3 separate regions of the Homo sapiens genome follow, and all the other regions are linked to region 1. The links are chromatin contacts, found by Hi-C or POLR2A ChIA-PET in ENCODE. All regions are on one chromosome and are shown on one strand. Each heading gives the region's core, a stretch centred on a gene start or an enhancer-like site at or near the end of the contact. The rest is flanking DNA. Distances are from core to core; before and after follow the strand shown. Region 1 holds the start of FAT4 (FAT atypical cadherin 4). Region 2 holds the start of LARP1B (La ribonucleoprotein 1B). Region 3 holds the start of PLK4 (polo like kinase 4).

The links. A loop is a pair of places that touch in the nucleus more often than their neighbours do. ChIA-PET counts read pairs that join two places held with the same protein, here RNA polymerase II (POLR2A). Pooled maps may share reads with other maps.
Region 2: a map of natural killer cell shows a loop between it and region 1 (6-fold over the local background). The contact joins the promoter of LARP1B here to the promoter of FAT4 in region 1. A Hi-C loop is called at or near these places in 2 of 168 maps with a recorded cell type or tissue (ascending aorta and natural killer cell) and 9 of 50 pooled maps. POLR2A ChIA-PET finds 5 or more read pairs at or near these places in 1 of 52 experiments (Panc1).
Region 3: a map of natural killer cell shows a loop between it and region 1 (5-fold over the local background). The contact joins the promoter of PLK4 here to the promoter of FAT4 in region 1. A Hi-C loop is called at or near these places in 2 of 168 maps with a recorded cell type or tissue (ascending aorta and natural killer cell) and 6 of 50 pooled maps.

The regions. Positions count from the first base shown.
Region 1 is chr4:125,313,033-125,317,802 of GRCh38, reverse strand. It overlaps FAT4 (FAT atypical cadherin 4), which reads right to left and starts at 2,848. Exons shown (of 18, transcript NM_001291303.3): 1 at 1,826-2,848; 2 at 1-1,403. The coding sequence starts at 1,391.
Region 2 is chr4:128,059,376-128,064,145 of GRCh38, reverse strand. It overlaps LARP1B (La ribonucleoprotein 1B), which reads right to left and starts at 2,834. Exons shown (of 20, transcript NM_018078.4): 1 at 2,745-2,834. RefSeq lists enhancers at 1,752-2,610, 2,611-3,469 and a silencer at 1,928-3,427.
Region 3 is chr4:127,879,064-127,883,833 of GRCh38, reverse strand. PLK4 (polo like kinase 4) reads right to left here and starts at 2,941. Exons shown (of 16, transcript NM_014264.5): 1 at 2,670-2,941; 2 at 1,908-2,003; 3 at 477-572; 4 at 281-395. The coding sequence starts at 2,699. RefSeq lists an enhancer at 2,618-2,857.

The DNA.
Region 1 (4,770 bases), core at 1,599-4,098:
AAAATCACCAGGCTTGCCACAGAAGAGCGCGCCTGGACTGCTGCGCCAGGGGGCGCCCCGTAGTTATCAGAGACGGAAACTGTGAGGTTGTAGGAAGGGATGCGCTCGCGGTCCAAGGCGCTGGCCACCTTGATTAGGCTCAGGTTCGGCACTTTGCTGCTTTGCACTTCAAAGTGGCGCTGCTCATTGCCCCCGAGAATTTGCACGGAGATGTTCCCGTTGGCCGCGGGAGAATCTGCGTCCGTCACGGTGAGCAGAGCCACCACGGTGCCCACTTGAGCATTCTCATCTACCGAGGCGTAGCGCGAGGTGGCCGGGAAGTAGCGGAACTTCACTACCGGGTCATTGTCATTCACGTCCAGCAGCTGAATCAGCGCCTCGGCGCGCCCAGTGAGGGAAGGCACGCCTCTGTCCATCGCCTGCACCGTAAGCGAGTATTGGCGCCGAGCTTCGAAGTCCAGGGGCTCCCGCACCGTGATAAGTCCCGTCTCAGGGTCCATTTGGAAGGGGGTCCCCTCGTCCTGCAGGCGATAGCGGATGTCCGCGTTGGTGCCCTCGTCCGCGTCCGCCGCCGCCACCTGGAGGACGCTGGAACCCACAACCGCGTCCTCAGGCACCCCCGCCTGGTAGTGAGAACTGCCAAAAACCGGGGGGTTGTCATTAATGTCTTGCACAGTCACGTTTACCTGAAGGTAGCCCCGCCGCTTAGGCTCACCCTTGTCCTCCACCTCAACCAGGAGCTGGTACTGCGGAGTGACCTCACGGTCCAGTCCGCCCTTGGACACCAGATGCAGGAACGCTCCCTCGCCGCTCGGGTTCAGGGTGATGTCCAGACGGAAGCGCCCCGCCTCATTGCCGCGGATGATGCGGTAGGAGCGGTGGTCCACACCGTTTGAGCCGATGTCCGAGTCGGTGGCGGTGTCTAAGATGACTTGGCGTCCGCTGCTACTGTCTTCCTTGAAAGTGACCACGATAGAGGGGTCCGGGAAAACGGGGGCGTTGTCATTGAGGTCCCGCACCAGCACTCGCACTTCGGTGGGGTAGGTGGGCGCGCTGGAAAGGACCACCAGGTTGATCACGTCGCTGGGCAGGCTCTCGCGGTCGATGGTGGAGGTGGTGTACAGGGCTCCGGTGCTACTGTTTATGGCAAACAGGGCGTGGCTTTCGCTGAGCCTGTAGGTGAAGCCGGGGCGCGTCTGGATGGTGCCTACCAGAGTGCCTGGAGGTTGCTCTTCCAGCACTTGGAACACCTGGCGCGGCTCGGCCCCGTGGACCCAGGCCTGCCCCGGAAGCAATGACAGTAGCCAAAACACTCGAAGGAGCTGAGATACTGATAGAGTGTGCAACGGGAGCCACGGGCGGCCAGTAGCCCTGTCTGGTGCTAAGTCCATGGTCCTGGCTCCCTAAAACGATGTGATAAAGAGAAGGAAGGGGTGAAGCAAACGCAATGATATTTACAGGGATTAAGGAGCGCCAGCAAAGATTCAGCTGACGGCTTGGTCTGAGACCTCTGCTATTTCAAAGAACCTCCAGTCCGGCAAAAGCAAGTAGCATCAGCAAAAGACTCTAGGTAGCCAGTTGAACGCGGAGTGCAAGAGAGATGCTGTGGCGAAAAGCGGCAGGGCATTCCGCGGGACACTCCTGTGAGCTGAGTTCCCAGAAAAGTTTCTCAAGCCTCTTATATATGCCCCCTTTTACTTTGTTTTTGAATCCAGATAGTCTGAGCGTTTTCACCCGGGTGGATGAGAGTTGGGAGAAGTTGCCTGTATCTAAGGTATATGAGGAATCATTGCAAAGAACGGTCTTCAGAAACTTTAGAACTTACCCGCAGCGAAGAACGTGAAGAGGGAGGAACAAACGTCCAAGCACAACTGCGCACCGGGGAAGGGGTGGTGGGGAACCGGGAGAATCGAATTTCTTTCCCAAAAGCTGGAGGCGATGGAATTCCTGGAGTCCCCACTCCTCAAAAACCAGGCTGCAACGCCCCTCCAACAGGGCGCCGGCAGTGGCCGCTGAGGCCCAGGCGGCGGCGTCTGCGCGCAGGCAGTTCGGGAACTGCGTTCCAAGCGCTAGCGTTCGCGCTCTGGCTCCCGTACCCGGGAGCGCTCAACTCTGCCCCTTCCCCTCCTGCAGCCGCCGCCGCCGCCGCCCCTGTTGCGGCTTCAAGCCCGTGGTCCGGCACAAACAACAGCCAGGGCTCCTCGGCATTTTTCACCTCTGCCGGGGCGCCTGCCGACCCATTATTTGTACATCCAAATCGAACGCAGTTTCCCCTTTCTTCTCGGCCTCGCAGGGGTCGGGCAGAAACAGCGTGCGGTCCCCGAGTCGCCCTCCCCTCACCATGCCAGGGGGGGTCGTTCTCCGGCGGCCCCAGTCAGAAGCCCACTCTAGCGCGCCTCGCCCCTGCCCTCGCTATCTCTGCTTTTATTGTCCCGTGTCAGTTTCACTTTGTAATCCACAAGGCTTTTTGTTTGGGGCGGGGGGTGGTTGATGCCTCTCTCTCCTTCACAGTTGGCAGCGGAGGCGGCGAAGTCGGCGCTGGGCTGTAGTGACGCCCTCCGCAGCTCCGGACGGCGCCTGTCAGCGCTCTCCCTCTCGCCGGCCGGGGCCGAAGGTTGGACTGCGGTGGAGCTAGGGCTCCGCGAGCCCTTCTCCACCTCCCGCCTGGTCCCTCACACTCTCCCCGCCCCTTCCCCGCCGCACAGGCATGCACACACACACACATACACACGCACACACACACACACAGCGCGTCGCCGAAACACAAACAGAGGGGGAGGGAAGACCGCGAGCTGGAGCAGCACTCAGAAACTTTGCTCGACACTCATTGATCCCCGCACTTTAGTTCGCCTGGACTCCCCCTAGCTCCCAGTCCTGTCACCTTCTGCCCCTCCCTCGCCCCAGCCCCATTGGGCCGGAGCTGAAGCAGCCCCGACCGGCACTCCTACCGCGAGCGCCCTCCGCCTTGCCCGGCCTCCGACTGGCTTCTCGGGATGCTAATCACTTCAGCCTCCCGGAGGGCTGTAGGCGGTCTGGTGTGGGAGCACAGCGAGGCGGAGGCGCTAAAAAGGGGGGTGATTTTTTTTCTTTTCTTTTTTTTTTTTTTTTTTCCTTTTCGGCCAAATCTTGGCCGGCGTCAGAGCAATAACAGCAAAAGGCTGCCGCAGAATAGATGGGGGTGGGGTCAGGTTTGCAGATAAATAACTTTAGTGGCAGGGTCTGGGGGAAGACCGTTAGGTTGTTATGCTAGTAATAACTCAGGGGTAAGGGGGTCGAGAGAAATAAAAGAAAGGCGGGGGGTGAGGGTCTGTTAAAGCGGGGAGGAAGGATTAAGCAAAGCCTGTCTGGGAATGCACAGTGCAGATTTGCTTTAACCATTTCCTGCCCCTTCTCTCTTTATGCAAGGGATAGAGCTGCCATACAGTGTGATCCCACAGAATCCAAATCAAATCCTCCCCTTTGCTCCTCTTTCTACACAGTGGGCTCCCTGCTGTCTAGGGCGAGCTAAACTCTAAATCTTCACTCACTTGCCCCTCTCCCCCACCTTCCAGGTGACTAGGGGGCAGGAGGCCTCCGTAGCAAGGGCACTTTGGACTTCCTACTATAGGAAAGGCCAGGGGAACTCAGTGTTTGTTTTGTTTTCTTTCCCAACTGGATTCCAGGTGCCAGTAGCCCAAACCTTAGGGTTTCAACAACAATAATAATGGCAGCCCTTTGAAAAGAGGGAGATCTTTTCCTGTTGCAAAGTTAGTTTGGAATTTTGATCCCTGATGGAGTATTTCCACCTCCACATTTTTTAGTCAAAGGAAACCTAATAAAGTTTTATTTTGCTTTTCAGTCTGGGAGAAATAGATACGAGAAAGTAGAAATAAATAAAATAATATTTAAGCTTAAGTTTTTAAAAATACCCACATGCCACTTAATGCACTCAGATCAACTCACCCACTATTCACTGCAGTTAATTTTTGTGGTGGCATGCATCGTTTCTTTAAAAGAAGAAAAACGTTACTAGGAATCAGATCGATATTTTTCCCCTTTAAGGGAACCAACCTAGAAAATAAGAATTCAAGCCAAACAATGCAAATACAGGGCATATGTCATACATTTCTGCCACAAGGATCCCTCACAAACGTAAAACTTTCTGCGCCCAGAGAGGGTTCAGTCATGAGTAAATACTGCCCTCTGCTGTTCTACGTCAGTCTTACATCTTTAGTCTCCTGGTTTCTTGCTTAAAATTAAATGCAGAGACTAAAAGGATCGGATTACAAGGCTAATTCCTGCTTCTTGCCTAGGGATAGCAGCAAAGAAAACGATCTCTAAGACTTTCCTAGTGCCTTTCTTATTTAGAGTAAAAAAAAAAAAATCAAGAATAGTAGGACAGACAGCAAATTCAAGTCTTGATGATGCAGGCAGCCTGTAACTCAAAACTGATTTATGGAAACATGATTTCTAAAGCTATCACCAATTCCTCTGTTTAGGTTAAAAAGCTAACTTCTACATATTCCTCTACTGTAATGTAATGAGTTAACTGGAAACAGACAAAAAAGTTAAATTTAACCATTTATGTATTTTAAAACTTGAAAACATTAGACTCTAGACTTTTTAGAGACATTTAAGCCTGTTTTTCAAAAATCGTATTTTTCTTAAGTTACAATCCTAACACCATTATTTTTGGTATAATTTAGCCAAAAAATATTTGTAGATTAACTAAAGTGGCAAACAAATTTTTACAAATTTTTACAAATCATGTCTGTGTGATTTTAAGAGAAT
Region 2 (4,770 bases), core at 1,585-4,084, 2.7 Mb before region 1:
CACGCACCACCATATCCGGCTAATTTTTGTATTTTTAGTAGAGACGGGGTTTCGCCATGTTGGCCAGGCTGATCTCGAACTCCTGACCTCAGGTGATCCACCCGCCTCGGCCTCCCAAAGTGCTGGGATTACAGGCGTGTGCCACCGCGCACAGCCAATCGCCTTACATTTATACCACCTCTTCATCGCATTTGATCCTCACAAGCCAGTAAACACGCTCAAATATTTCTTGTTCTGCTGCTAACCTTTAATTTTAAATAAAAATGAAGACTTGCAAGTAAACAGCTGTCATTTGCATATAAAAAGTTCAAGTCATTTACAACTTAATTTAGAAAGATACGGTTTTGTTTTTTTGTGTTTTTTTTTGAGACGGAGTTTCGCTCCTGTTGCCCAGGCTGGAGTGCAGTGGCGCGATCTCGGCTCACTGCAACCTCTGCCTCCCGGGTTCAAGCGATTCTCCTGCCTCAGCCTCCCCAGTAGCCGGGATTACAGGCATGCGCCACCACGCCAGGTTAATTTTGTATTTATAGTACAGACAAGGTTTCTCCATGTTAGTCAGGATGGTCTTGAACTCCTGACCTCAGGTGATCCACCTGCCTCGGCCTCCCAAAGTGCTGGGATTACAGGCGTGAGCCACCGCGCCCGGCCAGATACTGCTTTTTGTCATGGTTTTTATTTCCATTTTAACTTTTTTTTTTTTTTTTTTTTTTTTTTTTTTGAGAGTGGGTCTCACTCTGCCGACCAGGCTGGAGTGCAGTGGCGCGATCTCGGCTCACTGCAACCTCCACCTCCCGGGTTCAAGCGATTCTCCCTGCCTCAGCCTCTCAAGTAGGTGAGATTACAGGCGCCCGCCACCACGCCTGGCTAATGATCGTATTTCTAGTAGAGACGGGGTTTCGCCATATTGGCCAGCCTGGTCTCGAACTCCTCACCTCAGGTGATCCGCCCGCCTCGGCCTCCCAAAGTGCTGGGATTACAGGCGTGAGCCACCGCGCCGGCCCATTTTTACTTTCTTAAGTTGCAGTTACTACAATCAAAATAAAGCACCGACGGCCATACAGCATTGGTCAGCATTCAAATATAGTGGCATAATCTTATCTCCTCTAAAGGGAAGGAGAGCTGACAATGTTAGAAAACCATTTACCTAACGTGCAATCCACGCTCGCATGTCAACTATCCTATTTCAATTATTTTCCAGCACACTTATAACTTAAAGCACTTTATTTTTTTTAATTATACTTAAAGTTTTAGGGTACATGTGCACAACGTGCAGGTTACACATGTATACATGTGCAGCCATGTTGGTGTGCTGCACCCATCAACTCGTCATTTAACATTAGGTATATCTCCTAATGCTATCCCTCCCCCCTCCCCCCATAAAGCACTTTAAAAACCACATTTAAAGTCTCATTTTTAATATGACTGCTCAGCAGTGTTTTGAAAACCTTTTTTCATCTTATTTCACAAAAGACTACAATCGCGCTTCCACTTACGAATAAATCCCCTTGCTCTGACTTGCTTCAATCCTTTTATGTAAAAAAAAAAAAAAAAAAGTCTACCAAAACTTTCCCATACGAAGCACTGCAGTATCTAAAGTTAGCTACTTTCCCAAGTCACTAACACTGGGGACAAAACACAATCGCAACCGCGCCAGCAGGGATGCGCCGCCAAGCTACCACCTCCGTGCCCCCATCAGGCAAGGAGAACCTGAGGTCCCACCTCTTCCTGCCGCTCCCTTCCCAGATGCCCATGTCTGTAAATAGGCAGAGTGAATGACACCTTGGAACAAATTACCTCCGACTGACAGGGAGGGGAGGCCTGCCGTTACCCGGGCCTGGTGCCCGCTACCGCCGCCACGCGCCGGCAAGTCCCGCAAGTCGCCCCTGCCCGCACCCTGCCAGTGCCCAACGCAGAGCAACCACAGACCTGCCTCCAGGGTTTCCAGCGGGGGCGGTGGCGGACCTGTCGTGTCTGGGGACAGGTGCTGGGGAGGCTTTTTGGTCCAGGGATTTCCCTTAGGCGGCAGCAGCGGCGGCTGCCGCTTTTCCGCAGGGCCAGCTGCCACCTCTTCCCGGGCGTCCTCGGCCGGCGGATCCCGCAGCAACGGCGGCAACGGCGACGGCGGCGGCGGTGGCGGTGGCGGCTCCCCGCCGAAAGGGCCCCCGGGCCCACGCGCCTTGTGCGCCAGGTGCAGCGCCAGGGGCCTCACGGGGACAGCCGCCTGGGGCACGCTGCGTCCCAGCACCAGCGCCGGCGACGGCTCTCCCCGCGCCCCAGCGCTAGTGGCGGCCGCGGCCCTCTCCTCCCTCGCCGCCTCTTTGCCCTCACATTCGGGCGGGGGCGGCTGCTCGGCCGGCCGGTTCGCCGCGGCCAACAGCGACTCCCTCTCAGCAGTCACCGCGGGCGGATCCTCCCGAGAATGGGCGGCGGGCATCGGGGCGCGAGTAGACATCGTCCCTCTGCCCCAGCCGCCCCAGCCGGGGTGGCCCCGAGGCCAGGGAACCCGACTGCCCGTCTCTCCGCCGGGACACCGGCCGGCTCCAACTGGGGACAGACAACCCGAGAGCCCGGCGGCCGTGGCCGCCGCTGCCGCCGCCCGCCGAGGCCGCGCAGCGCCCGGCGTGACGCCCCTCCCCGCACCGAACGGAGCGCCAACCGCCCGCCGGCCCCGTCCTCTCCGCGACGCACGCCCCGAGCCCGCCACCACGCGCCGGGAGCCGCAGCCGGGAGCCGCGAGCCCTCACCTGGCGCAGGGCAGCCGCGGAGGCGCAGCACGCCGAGGCCGAGGAGCTTTACCCGAGTTGGGGAGGCGCGAGCAGCCAAAGCTGGTAACTGCCCGCGGAGGCGTGGAGACGGCGAAGAGGGGCGGCCCGAGAGCACGGGGCGGGGCCTCCCTGAGGAGCGTGACGTGGCTACTCACCGGGTCCTTCTCTCGCCGGGCCTCCCGCGGGAGCTGACGGATTCGCCCGCCCGGGTGCCGCCCGGCCCGAGGGTCTGCCCCGCCCCAGCTGCCCTCCGAGTGCGAGGGAGGACGAAGGGGACGACTCCCGGCTCACTGGCTGAGGCCGCCCCGACTGCAGGCTCAGGGGCGGAGCGCGCACCAGGCCTCTGTGGCTCGCGGCTGGCTCGCGGCCTGCCCCCGCGGCGACGGCGGCCAAGGGCCTGGGCGGGCCGCGCACATGGCGCTGGGAGGACCGAGCGCTCGATTTGCCCTTAGGCCCTAAAGCTGGGTCGCAGCTAGGCTAAGGGAGGGGACGCGGTGTCGACCCCCGGCCTGGGGCAGCTCCCAAGTGAAGTGGGCTCCGCGGCCCGGCCGCTTGGCCCGCTGGCGCCCGGCGCCTCCCCCAGGTGAAAGTTGCCTCCTGGCGCCTCGGGGCACCGCGATCACCTGTAATCTTGAGCCACGTCCCAGATGAAGGGGGAGTTACCTCTCGGTAACTGTTTAGGAAACCTTTGCCCCAGCGTTCGGCTTAGTGCGCTTCCCCGCCCGCATTCCCACCCACCAACTAAAAGAGTTCTAAAGCGTTCCTGAGTAAATTAAATAGTATTTCGCCGGCTTTTAAAATTTTTTGTTACCTGTTTCTTTAATTTGGGTAAATAGCACTTAATTACAAATTAACCATATTCCCAATAGGTTTTTTCTTCCTGGAATGGATGTTAAAATGGTACAAAGACGTTTTGATAATAAATCGGATACGAGCTTTCTACTTGGCACTCACATTCACTTAGAGATGATACTCGTTTCATTTTTGAGTCAGTGTTTGTGTCCTGGTGCAAGGTGGCTGAGAGCAGGTTCCGCCGCTGATTTTTTTCCGAGCCCCCCACCAACCCCATAGCCTTGTTAAATAAATTATCTGTGCTCGCCTTATGTTTGGGCTTTCAACCCCCACCCCCCACCCCACGCCCAATAAGTCGCTTCAATTACATTCAACTTGACGTTAATATTTTTTGCTTACTCAAAAGCCGTATTCGGCACAAATAATTTTCCTAAGGCTAATAACCTATTCATACATAACAGCTATAAACAATAAGGGTTTTCTTGTTTTCCGTGTCAGTGATCTCCAGTTTGCCCAACCCTAAGCAACCTGGCGAACCTTGTTGCAATTAAAAGGGGATTGTACTTCCACCTATATTCCCATCCATCTTTACTAGCTCTGTTATTAGTGGCGCTTTGTATTTTTTATTGGTGGTGGTGATGGTGGTGGTGGTGGTGGTTTGAGACAGAGTCTCACTCTATTGCCCAGGCTGGAGTACAGTGGCGTGATCTCGGCTAACTGCAACCTCTGCCTCCCAGGCTCAAGAGATGCTCCTGCCTTAGCTTCCTGAGTAGCTGGGATTACAGGCGCGCCACTACCACCCGGCTAATTTTTGTATTTTTAGTAGAGACGGGGTTTCATCAGGTTGGCCAGGCTGGTCTTGAACTCCTGACCTCAAATGATCCACCCGCCTCGGCTTCCCAAAGTGCTGGGATTACAGGCATGAGCCACCGCGCCCGGCATTTTTTTTTTTTTAAGAGGTAGTCTCTCTCTGTCGCCCAAGCTAGAGTGCAGTGGCGCGATCGCGGCTCACTGCAACCTCTGCCTCCCGGGTTCAAGCGATTCTCATGCCTCAGCCTCCCGAGTAGCTGAGATTACAGGCGCCCACCACCACACCCGGCTAATTTTTGTATTTTTGGTAGAGACGGTGTTTCACCATGTTGGCCAGGCTGGTCTCGAACTCCTGGCCTCAAGTCATCCCCCCACCTTGGCCTCTCAAAGTGCTGGGATTACA
Region 3 (4,770 bases), core at 1,692-4,191, 2.6 Mb before region 1:
ACATTTGAAAAGATACACAGTAAACTGCTACCAATAATTTAATTTAAAATGTGGTTTTAAGGACAGAAGGATAACAAATTTCTTACTTTACTACCGTAATAATTGAATTGTTTTAAGAATTAGCAGCTTGGGATGTAGGAAATCTCCTTTTCTAGCTTAAAGTAATAATTCAAACAGTTTTACTATATATTATAAAATAGCATATTCCTCAAAACTACACTTTAAAATGCAAAACTTTTATCCACCCAAACAAAACAAACAAAAAAAACCACACACCTACCTTCATTTTCTGAGAAGGGTTTCACTCTATTCTTTAGATACCTGTTCATTTCTCCATTATGGCACATTTCTAATACCAGATACACATAATTGCTATCTTCAAAATAGTTATAAAGCTGAAATGTGAAAGGGCATAATAAATTAAAATATACAAAAATTCAGTGTCCTTGGTCACTTCTACAAAATTTATATCTTACCTCCAAGATAGAAGGATGTTTCAATTGGCAATGTATTTTCACCTCATTTTGGACTCTCTGTACCATTCCTGCTTTGTACATGGCTTTCTTATCTATCTAAAAATAACAGGTTTAAATGTTGACAGACTTTCAAATATAAACTGCTTAAAAGTGAACTTTGAAAATAAAGTATACTTTAAAATAGACTGAAGTCCTTTTATACGTCTTTGTGGTCAACCTACTGTTATCTGTTTTCCCCATGCACCTAGCAGAGTGCTCGGCAGAGAGGGTGCTTGGTAAAAGTTTGACCAATTAATTCTAATATCCTATCTCAATTTAAATAATCTAATAGCACAACTAGCCTAACTATTAAGAAAAAAAAATCCCAATTCAGGCAAATTTTAGAGCAAAACCTCCAGTTCTTTTTCTAAGTGGTTTAGATAAATGATTTTTTTTTTTTAAAGGCAGGGTCTCACTGTCACCTAGGCTGGAGTGCAGTGGCATGATCACAGTTCACTGCAGCCTCAACCTCCCAGGCACAATCTATCCTCCCACCTCAGCCTCCTGAGTAGCTGGGACCACAGGCACATGCCACCACGCTTGGCTAATTTTTTTTTTTGAGATGGGAATTTAGCTCTTGTTGCCTGGGCTGGAGTGCAATGGCGCGATCTCAGCTCACCACAACCTCTGCCTCCCGGGTTCAAGCGATTCTCCTGCTCAGCCTTCAGAGTAGCTGGGATTACAGGTGTGCAGCACCACACCCGGCTAATTTGGTATTTTTAGTAGAGATGGGGTTTCTCCATGTTGGTCAGGCTGGTCTTGAACTACCGACCTCAGGTGATCCACCCGCCTCGGCCTCCCAAAGTGCTGGGATTACAGGCGTGAGCCACCGTGCCCAGCAGCAGCTAATTTTTGTATTTTTGGTAGAGAGGAGGTTTCACCATGTTGCACAGTTGTTTTCAAACTCCTGAGCTCAGGTGATCCACCTGCCTCAGCCTCCCAAAGCGTTGAGATTACAGGTGTGAGCCACCCACCCGGCTGACAAATAATTCTTAATTTGCTTATGTTTATGTTACTCCTATTAGGCTGACTTCTAACAATCAAGAATAATATTTTGTATGTTACAGGGAAATACAAAATTATACACAGTGAACTATAAACAAATTATTTGTTAGTTGATTTCTACTCATTACTCCAAGTATGGATAATTACACCACATACGAGGTCTACTGAACATTAATGAAGATAAAACTTACTTAAGCAAGGTCAAGGCTTTCCTAAAATATTTTTAAGTTCAACGGCTGGACTTGGCACTATTGTCTTCTGCCTATGTAAAGTGTTCCTTACACTATAATCAAAGGAAAGGCTAGTAGACAAGGAGTTTCTGACATCTCTGATACCTCTCTAGTTACTTGCAAAGTACAGGAGAGAAGTTGATTAGTTTATTCTTACCATTTTGATTGCAACTTCCAAACCAGTGTGAATGGACTCAGCTCTGTAGACACCAGCAAATGATCCTTTACCAAGCAGATTTCCAACTTTAAAATCCTTAAAAGTTAAAATTAAAGATTATGTGTGATGACTCACAGTAGAAAGGAAGATGGGAAGGGGCTGGAAAAAGAAGATAAAATGGATCGAGTGGGGAATTTGACAAAATTCAAGCGGGTATTACACCTCGATGCAGCAGGTGTCTAGGGTGGAAGGCATGTTGACTCCGTGCGGGGATACCTGCGCTTCCAGGCTGGACTGGAAGCTCAGGGTGATGGTGCACCCTAGTGATCTGGTTCCTCAACCTCAGTGCAGCCTAAGCGCCCTCCTCCCATCTCCAGCCAATCCCCGGGAGCGGAGGGCTCGGTCAGAATCCCGCCGCAGCTCCCGCCGGAGATAACCGCCATCCCCTTGGAGAAGTGGGAGGTAGCCCTGCCCTGCTCTAACGCGGTAGCTCGGGCGGGATTGCTGAAAGAAAGCCGCAGTGCCTCGGGACACTGCCGGGCGGGGAGGGACTCACCTGTCCCGCCTTCCCTACTCTTGTCTCTTGAGGGGCGGGCCGCTCCGCCCCTAAACAGCAGGGGTCTGGGCCGTTGGGACCCTCCCTAAGCACCTCGGTGCCCGCCCCGCAGCCGTTAGCTTCGTTCGCTCCCCTTCCCACAGCGGTCTCGTGTCCTCCCACAATTACTCCCACCCGCCCCGCTGCAGACTGCCGAGTCTTTTCACCTCGATCTTCTCCCCGATGCAGGTCGCCATATTTCCAGGCTCTGGCCTGGGTTCTCCGGATTAGCTTCCTTCACGCAGTCCCTTCGAGGCAGCGCTCCAAGCAGCCAGCCGGCCTTGGCGCCCATCAGGCTCGGCTCTCTAAACCGCCGCTCCAGGCGACGACGCTGAAACCACGGAAAGTTCTCCCTGACACCTTCCGAGGCCTGGGCGGTGCCTCTGGGCTCCCATTTTGAAAATCTCCCGCCGCTTGCCGTCCGAGCTAGGCTGGTGGTGACGTAACGAGATGGATCGCTCCGGATAGGCTGCGCCGGGGCGCGCATGCGCGGCAGACCTTCCTTTGCGGCCGGCCCAGGGTTCTAGACTTCGGGGCCAAGGGCCGGAAGCGCTGCGGAGAGTTTAGTTCGGGCGGGAGGCTGTCTCGGGCCCACTCTCGGAAGAACTTCTGCAAGACGGGTAAAAGAGCAGGCCTTAAAGATGGGACACTTATGGCTGATCGGTTACTTCACGGTCCGAAATACCACTTCTAATTCCGGAAAGGGTTTAAAACTATTTTAAAATGTCAAGCGTTTAAGACTTGACGGAACAGGGCAAAAAACATTACCTTCCTTTAAGGAACACCGTTTACACCACTACCGCTTATTCCGTAGTTTGTTATAACTGTAGTTAATGTGTACGGTACCTTAAGAAAACGAACTCCATTCTTTATTTTGGCAAACTCCTAAGTATTTAATATTATAATGTCATTTGTATAATAATTTACAGTTAGATCTCTCATACACATAATTTGTATGGATCAAAAGAGACCTCTGTAAGTTTGGGATGGTGTTTTGCAGGTGAGAAAAGTGTGATGCTTAAGGAAGGATATTTAACAAACAGAAGTAGCGCACAAACTTAGATCTTCTGTTATTAAGTGAAAGCTCTTTTCCTTGATGTTAGTGTGTATTTCTTTTTCTTTTTCTTTTTTCTTTTGAGATGGAGTCTCGCTCTGTCGCCCAGGCTGGAGTGCAGTGACTCGATCTCGGCTCACTGCAGCCTCCATCTCCTGGGTTCCAGCGATTCTCCTTCCTCAGTCTCCCGGGTAGCTGGGATTTACAGGTACGCGCCACCACGACTGGCTAATTTTTGTATTTTTAGTAGAGACGGGGTTTCACCATGTTGGCCAGGCTGGTCTCGAACTCCTGACCTCAGGTGATCCGCCTGCGTCGGCTTCCCAAAGTGCTAGGAATACAGGCGTGAGCCTCCATGCCCGGCCCATTTTTTTTTTTAAACTTTTTAGTTTCAAATAATTTTAAGCTTACAGAAAAGTTGTAAAAATAATAGAGAACTCCTGTTGTCCTTTACTCAGATTAACCAATTCTTAACATTTTGCCACACTTGTTTTTACTATTCTTCATGTGTAATATACATGTATAAATATATAAATAAGCCTATTATTTGTATTTTATGAATCATTCTAAAATAGGTTACATACACTATGCTCTTATACCCCTTATTTCTAAAGTGTGAATTTCTTAAGAACCAGGGTATCCTCTTGTATGTTTATCAAATTAAGGATATTTAGCATTGATACAATATTTATATTTAATCTAATCTACAGTTCATATTCCGATTTGTCAATTGTTCCAGTAATGTCTTTATTTAACATTTTTTCCTTCCAGTATAGATCTAGTACAGGATCACATACCGTATTTAGTTACCATATCTTTTTAATTTCCTTTAATATGGAAGAGTTCCTCAGCATTTGTATTTTTGTGACATTGAGATTTTTGAAGAGTGCAGGCCAATTATTTATCATTCGTTCATTTGTTCATTCCAGTATTACTGAGGTATAGTTGACAAAAATTGTATTTATTCAAGTTGTACAGCATGATGATTTCATATACATTGTGAAATGATTACAACAATCAAATTAACACATTGTCACCACTCTTAGGAGTGTGTGTGTGTGTGTGTGTGTGTGTTAAGGGCCAGTTATTTTACAGAATCTTCCCTACTTTGGGTTTGTCTCGTGTTTCCTCATGATTAGATTCAGGTTATGTATTCCTGATTGTAATATTACATACATGAGGTTATATTCTTTCCAAGAGACCACATTTGGAGG